Regions from separate parts of the Homo sapiens genome. Here region 2 is linked to region 1. A link is a loop called in an ENCODE intact Hi-C map of the cell type or tissue named here. Cell type or tissue: GM12878. All regions are shown on one strand.

What was found. Peaks named below come from ENCODE experiments on the same cell type or tissue, not always from the same donor. Only the 100,000 strongest peaks of a DNase experiment are listed, where the experiment ranks them.
Region 2: it touches region 1 in a loop (2.3-fold over the local background); 3 of 110 quality-filtered maps call a loop at or near these places.

What each region holds. Positions count from the first base shown.
Region 1 is chr15:78,066,963-78,070,962 of GRCh38, reverse strand. The region is part of intron 1 of TBC1D2B (TBC1 domain family member 2B); the gene reads left to right. Among named protein-coding and RNA genes, the nearest start is that of TBC1D2B, 8.7 kb to the left of the region's middle. RefSeq lists enhancers at 1,816-1,865, 1,896-1,975. In GM12878, CTCF peaks have their summits at 1,153 (motif pointing left) and 1,876; a DNase peak (open chromatin) is centred at 2,112; H3K4me3 peaks cover 3,005 bases; H3K27ac peaks cover 4,000 bases.
Region 2 is chr15:77,964,751-77,968,750 of GRCh38, reverse strand. No RefSeq gene overlaps it. Among named protein-coding and RNA genes, the nearest start is that of TBC1D2B, 110 kb to the left of the region's middle. In GM12878, a CTCF peak has its summit at 1,778 (motif pointing left); a DNase peak (open chromatin) is centred at 1,758.

The DNA of each region.
Region 1 (4,000 bases):
TAATCCCAGCTGCTTGGGAGGCTGAGGCAGGAGAATTGCTTGAACCCAGGAAACAGAGGTTGCAGCAAGCTGAGGTGGCGCCATTGCACTCCAGCCTGGGCGACAAGAGCGAAACTCTGTCTCAAAACAAAAAACAAACTAGCCAGGCATGATGGCACATGTCTTTAGTCCCAGCTACTTGGGAGGCTGAGGCAGGAGGACTGCTTGATCCCAGGAGGTGGACATTGCAGTGAGCTGTGTTTGCTCCACTGTACTCCAGCCTGGGTGACAGAGGGAGACCCTGTTTCAAAAAAATAAAATAGCAAAATAAAAATGTTAAAACTGCCCTTGCCTTGTAGATTGTACAGAAATAGGCAGAGACTGGAAATGACCGCAGGCTGTAGTTCACTGACTTGTGTTCTAGGAAGGCCTCAGGAGCTTCCCACTCATTCACTCACTGTGTGTGCTTAGGCACTGGGGATATGACTGGACAAGACAAACAGTCCCTGTCCTCCTGGAGCTTTCAGTAGGTGGGGGGGACAGACGTTAATAAAATATAACAAACACCAACCAGTGCTAGGAAGTTTGAAAGGAAAGATATGCAATGCATGTATAGTTCAGGATCTTGATCTGGTTTATGGTTGGTGGAGGGCTAGGAAAGACTTTCCTGAAGAAGCGACATTTGAGCTGAGACTCAAAGGATGAGTTGGTGTTGACTGGAGCGGGGGTGGGGGTGGAGAGGAGGAAGTCAAGTGTTGTAGGGAGAGGAAATGGCATAAGCAGAGGCCCTTAGGTGGGGGTGCTGGTTGCATGTGGGACTCAAGGAGTGCCTGGTGGCAACTAGGAGTGAAGGGGACATAGCCTTTGGAAGAGGCAGGCCTTGGGCCAGGGCAGGATTTTGGTCTTCATCTTAAGAGCTAGAGTCAGTAAAGAGTTTTAAGCAGGGTTTGACAAATAGGTTTTTGTTTTCTTTCTTCTGCTCCCAGATAGATTGTTTTAGGCCATTTGTGCTGCTGTGAAAAAATACCGTAGACAGGGTAGCTTATAAACAACAGAAATTTATTTCTCATAGTTCTGGAGGCTGGGAAGCCCAAGATGAAGGCACCAGCAGATTTGGTGTCTGGTGAGGGCTCACTCTGCTTTAGAGGTGGTGCCTTCTAGTGGTGTCCTCATAGCAGAAGGGGACAGACAAGTTCCTTCTGGGGCCTCCATCTATGTATGTTTGTATATATGTATGTATGTATCTATCTATCTAAATGTATTTTTCTCCTCAAATTCCTTTTACCACTCTGGCCTCTTTCATAAGGACCCTGATCTCATTCCAGAGGGCTCTGCCCTCATGACTTAAATCACTTCCCACAAGGCTTCCCTCTTAGTACTATCATCTTGGGGACTGGGTCTCAACACGTGAATTTTGCGGGGACACACGTTTGGACTGTGGCACTGATGGTTTGGTCATGCCTAGTATTTTTATGTAACTAAGTTAGAGGATTATCGTGTTGGGTACAAAGGGTTGATGTATTTATATGTTATGTACTGGCAAACAGATTTAAAAGTAGATAAATGCAAAGCTGAACCTATCTTGAGCAGTTGCTTCTTAATTTTGTTTCTGAGTGGTGGGTGTTGTGATGGGTGAAGCTCGCTTTGGCAGGTGTGTGTGTGGCTAGGGCCGGCCCGCCCTGGTGGACTTCCTTTCCTGAAGCATTCCTAATGGCCCCCGGCATTGACTTCTCTCCTGCTGCACTTGCTTTGCTCATATGCACATTACCAGTTTCCTTCCTCTGTGGAGATGACGATTTCTTGAGAAATGGAAGGAGTATTCAGATGTACCAGCTCCCACCTCACGTCTGAGGGGGGTGGACCAGTCTCCTCGATCAGTTGCTTTTACCTTTGAGCCACTGGGGTGCAGACTTCCCACCTCCAGTCAGAACAAAATACAAACAGTAACACCCCCTTCCTCTAAAGAAAGAAAAAGACCCCCACCATTGTAGAAGTGACTGTCAGTTTGGGAGAGGGAGAGGCATTTTCATTAGCAATTTTCGGTTCTGGTATTTATGTAGTGGGATCTTAATGACATGTGATCGGGTGTTCACCCATATCCTGTCAGGCCAGCCCTCAGCTGGGTTTTGTTTGCTTTCACAGAGTGAATGCAATGTGGAAATGGTAAACTGGGTAGTGGTGACTAGTTAGTGGCTTGTAACTAGTGTTCTGTGAAGTACTTTGCCTGGAGTGCTCAGTTCAGTAAACATCTTGGCATTCAGATATGTGAGGCCATGTGAGGGGCAAGAAGCTGAGAGGATCCCTGGGGAGACTGTGGCTTTCGTGATTGTCCAGCAGGCAGTAGCTCACCAGCCAGCACAGGAGGCCCTCAGTCGGCTACAGATTCAGGATGGTTTTGCTCCTGGTCTAGTCTTTGAGTGTCTGCTGTTGTGTCCTACCAGAGCATCACCTCCTAGGATATTTTGTCAGTGTATTTCACTACTGTGCCTTTCATACTTAGAGGATCCCAGCACCTGTTAGATGCTTGTTGGCTAAATGCATGCTTTAAGCCCTCATATCCTCTGTGTGTGTGTGTGTGTGTGTGTGTGTGTGTGTGTGTGGGTGTGGTGTGTGTGCTTTCATTTCATGGTGAAACGGACGTTTGTAGTGTCCATTTACTCAGCAAATATTTTTGAGCATCTATCATATTCTAAGCACTATGCTGCTTGCTGCAAATACAGCAGTGAAAATTTTCCATTGATTTAAGAAACTGTAGTGTTAACTTTAAAAATAGCTTAGCATCTGATATAATCAAAGAATTGTAAGAGTTTTGAAAAAAACATTGAAGAGGCCCATGTTTGTCTGTAGTATTCAGCACTGAGATAAATATCACATGTCTGCAAGTTTTTTGATTCTGAGAAGTCTGGCACTTCTCCATAGTAAAGGAAGGGGAGGGGGCATCCATATGTAAAATACTAATCTGGATATGGCCCAGGGCCAGAAATCTGTGATTTGTGTAATAATTTTGGTGAACACTGCAGAATTGGAGAGTTCTGTATAACTGATTATCAAGAAAGCTCCCTGAAGAAGATGGGACAAGGGAGTTAGTAAATGTTGGTATAATTGTGTAGCTGCTCAAAGACTTAGTTCCTGTTTGATCAGCAACATGTGTTCCCTGTAAGCTGGGAATCACCATCTTCTAATGAGTTTGCATGCTTGGCCATTTTCTTAGCCTTTGCAGAGATTGCCTGGGAGAACTAGAATCCAGTGTGAGAAGTGGGGATTTGGTAGCTGAGATCCTGTGTGCTTCTTCTTTCTGCCCCTTTCCTAGGCCAGTGCTACTGTACCAGCAGACTTTCCTTGAGCAGACTGCCCCTGGGCTGGGACTTGTGTTGCTGAGTGTCAGATGGCAGGCCTGGCCGTGGCCTGGAGGTGGGCAGGCTAATGTTATCAGAGATGTTGATCTTGGATTATAGGAATTATTTCTAGGCAGCAAGCCCAGTATTCATTTTCCTCTCCAGCTCTCTGGTGTTCAGGAGAGGCTGTGCTTGCAGAGAAGGTGGCCAGCTTTCTAAATGGATGCAGCCAACTGGCCATTCACCAAACAGACTTTGTTGAGCAGGAGTCAAGCTTTGCCTCTGGCCTCAGGGAGCTTCTGTGTCTGTTTTGGGTGTGATTAGGGCATTGTCAATAGGTGGCTCTGGGAGCTGGAGGAAGGCATTCATTATTTTTGCTCAAGGGTCATTATCCCAAAGTTAGAACTGGAGAGGCCCTCAGAGATCAGCCCCCTTCCCATGTGTGATACAGAGAGGAAACTGAGTCCCACAGCTAGCTACCCTACCACTGAAACCTTCTCCTTCTCCAAACACATGAACGATATTTTACCATTTTAAACCCAGCAGTTTGATGATACTTGCTTTATATATCTGTCGTAATCCATTAGTAGAAAATTGGGCTTATTCTTTTTTTAGTAGTTGTATATGGAGACTCAAATTGTACCTTTAACCATTTTGTGTTGGGGCACAGATTTAAGAAGTTTAGT
Region 2 (4,000 bases), 100 kb after region 1:
AGCTACTTGAGGATGTGCTCCACCAAAACAAATTAAAAAAAAAAAAAGGTACCTCCCCATAAAAAAAGTAGCATGGGATCCAAGAAACAGGAAGACCCTCCATAAATATTTTGGGGCAGGCCTAGAAAGCATCTAGTCTAAACTAGAGGACCGAGGGAAGTTGGGAGGAGGGTCCAGGAAAGAAGGGAACTGCTGGATTATCTGGTAGGGATTACCTTTGGGAAAACTGGATTAAGAGACATCTTATAAAACTATTAAAGGATCTGGAAGGCCTGGAGAAGCAAGGAAAACAAAGCACAAAAAAAACTGTTCTTAAAAAGAAATGCCATCTAGATGGGGCACGGTAGCTCATGCCTATAATCCCAGCACTTTTGGAGGCCAAGGTGGCAAATCACTCGAGGTCAGGAGTTCGAGACCAGCCTGGCCAACATGGAAACCCCGTCTCTACTAAAAATACAAAATTAGCTGAGTGGGGGCGGCAGGTGCCTGTAATCCCAGCTACTTGGGAGGCTGAGGCATGAGAATCACTTGAACCCAGGAGGCGGAGGCTGCAGTGAGCTGAGACTGCACCACTGTACTCCAGCTGGGGCAACAGAATGAGACTCTCAAAAAACAAACAAAAAACAGAAATGCCATCTTATTACAACACTTAGTTCAGCCATCAAGATTTACAGCCATAATAATGAAAACGTGGAATGTGGACTTAATCCAAATATGTTAACACAAAATTGGGATGAAAGGTGAGGGGACAAATGCACATACAGGAAGTGATGCAAGGGTGCTAAATCCCAACCTTCCAGATAATATCTAAACTGGAAAATCAATAAATGAGAGTCTAGCAATGCTTTTTGGAAATAGGAAAATAAATACAAGAAAAAGCTAACAGTGTTAAGTTTGAAGGTGGTTGCCTAGGAAAAAGCAATGGAGAGTGGGGAGAAGTGGGGCAGGTGTACAATGCTCTGCTGTTGCCATATTCTATTTTTTTTTTTTTTTTGAGACGGAGTTTTTTTTGCTTTTGTTGCCCAGGCTGGAGTACAGTGGCACGATCTTGGCTCACTGCAGCCTCTGCCTCCCGGGTTCAAGCAATTCTCCTGCCTCAGGCTCCTGAATAGCTGGGATTACAGGCATCTGCCACCACACCCAGCTAATTTTTGTATTTTCAGTAGAGAAGGGGTCTCACCATGTTGGCCAGGCTGGTCTCCAACTCCTGATCTCAAGTGATGCACTCACCTCAGCCTCCCAAAGTGCTGGGATTACAGGTGTGAGTTACCGCACCCGGCCAGTAAGCAAGGTCTGATGGGACAAAGGAGCCTGCGTGTGAGCAGAGGAGACACAGGCAATGTCTGTGTCCACCATTCCTTGCTGCCCCACTTGCATCTCACATTTACTTTGGTCCAGACTGCTGGGAGGCATGAGCCACCGTGCCCGGTCCTTTTCCCATTTTTAATTGGATTTATTTGTAAGAGCTCTTTGTATATTAAGAAAATTATCTCTTTGTCACAATAGTTGTTACTATTTCTCAGTTTGCTGTTTTCTGCTATAGAAATTGGAAGTTTTTATGCAATCAAATTTGTTAATCTTGTCTTTTTATAACATCTGAGTTTTGTGTTAGAAAATCCTCTGCCCACTCCAATGAAGTGAAATTCACGTGGTTTTCACTAATTAACCTCTTTAATCCAGATACAGAAATGCAAAGTTAAGTTTATCTAGTGAATCTTATCCAATACCCTGATAGTATCTTTATCAGTCCAGACTGACCACATGCAAACAGCACCACCTTCAGGCCAGCCTGAGAAATCTGCACTAAGCCCCCGGATGCAGAACTCCAGGCCACAACCCCTCCAGTGATTTTTTTGGGATGACATTATATTAACAAAGATGGGTTTCCCGACGTGTCCATCCTTACCAGGAATGGAAATGTATGCAAAAGGGAAAAGATGCAGGGGAGGATGGGGATGCACAGCTAAAACTTTCCAGCAGTCCATGAGTTCATTTACCTCTCTGTTCCTAAACTATGTCAACCCTTCACCACAAGAACTGGCACTAGCTTGTTACTGGAGAGTCCTAGAGAAGCCATCTCCTCTGTGTCTGATTCTGGGAAGCTGGTCCTTGCCAGTGTCAACTATCCTACATGAGACAGAGAGAAAGTCACACTTAAGACCAATATATGGTGAATGATCCTACTGAGAAGGGTCCTGGTGGCTGAGGCAGTACCCTAAGACCAGCCTGCCACAGTGGGGCAAGCCTGGAAACAAAGCGAAGTTCAAGGTTGCTCCCCCAAGAGATTCCTTTCTCTATTGGCCAAACCACAGGGGTGAGAGAGGCTCTGTTCCACCAGGAAGCATTCTTGGTTAAAAGCTTGAGAACTAATCTGGCTAACTTAAGTAAAAGGGACTTATTGAAAGACTGTCAGGGAACTGACAGAATAGAAGGGAGCTGATGGATCAGGCTTGAGAACAGTTAGGACCCAAGAAACAAAGAGGAAGGCCCCAAGAACCACAATAACAGTCTCTTAGCAGAAACAGTTCAGCCTCCCCACCCCATGACCTCTGGTGGTGCTACAACCATCTCGTTTCCCCACCTTTCTCACTCAAATTTCCACGTGCAAGGAAACAGCATTGGGTTGGCTGAGTAAGTCACATGCACACTCCCTGGATGCAGCAGGGTGAGAGAGGATATGATCTGGCTCCTAGCTTTTCTTACTAAGACCTCACACAAAGGCAGATTCTCCACTCTGGAGACTGAAGGCCTATCAGGCAGAAACAGTGTCACTACTTGTCTTTTAGACTCTGAGCAAGAAGGGACTTCGCCCCAAGGAATGCTAAGCCTAAGGCATTTGGGGGCCCTTAGCTCATCTAGAGTTGATGAAAAATGATGTGGGTGGGGACGGGGAGAACTGCTCCATAACAGTTCTTTCCATAACAGTTTTGATTGGAGAGTTTAGTCCATTAACATTCAAGGTGATTATTGATCAGTAAGGACTTACTCTTGCCATTTTGTTATTTGTTTTCTGGTGGTTGTGGTTTTCTCTTTCTTCTTTCCTCCTTCCTATCGTCCTTTTGGTGAAGGTGATTTTCTCTGGTGGTATGATTTAACCTCTTGCTTTTGGTTTTTTTGTGTATTCATTGCGTATTTTTTTTTTTTTTTTGAGGTTACCACAAGGCTTGCAGTACTATCTTATCACCCATTGTTTTAAACTGATAACTTTACGCTGCTTGCATAAAGGAACAAACAAACAAGCAAAAAGAAAACTTACCAAAACTCTACACTTTAAATTTGTCCCTCTGCTTTTTAACTTGTTGTTGTTTCTAGTTATATCTTATTGTACTGTCTGTGTCTTGAAAAGTTGTTGTAGTTATTGTTTTTGTTTGGTTCATCTTTTAGTTTTTGTTGTTTTTTTGAGACAGAGTCTTGCTCTGTCACCTAGGCTGGAGTGCAGTGGCACCATCTCGGCTCACTGCAACCTCTACCTCCTGGGTTCAAGTGATTCTCCTGCCTCAGCCTCCCAGGTAGCTGAGACTACAGGCGCATGCCATGACAATGCCCAGCTATTTTTTTTTTTTTTTTTTTGTATTTTTAGTAGAGATGGGGTTTCACCATATTAGCCAAGATGGTCTCGATCACCTGACCTCGTGATCCACCCACCTCAGCCTCCCAAAGTGCTGGGATTACAGGCATGAGCCACTGTGCCTGGCCTCATCTTTCAGTCTTTCTACTTAAGAGCTGTTTGCACACCACAATTACAGTGTTATAATACTCTGTGTTTTTCTGTGTACTTACTATTACCAGTGAGTTTTGTACCTTCAGATGATGTCTTATTCCTCATTAATGTCCTTTTGTTTCTGATTGAAGACCTTCCTTTAGCATTTCTTGTAGGATAGGTCTGCTGGTGAAATCCCTCAGCTTTTGTTTTTGTCTGGGAAAGTTTATTTCTCCTTCATGTTTGAAGGATATTTTCGCTGGATATATTATTCTAGGGTAAAAGTTTTTTTTTTTTTTC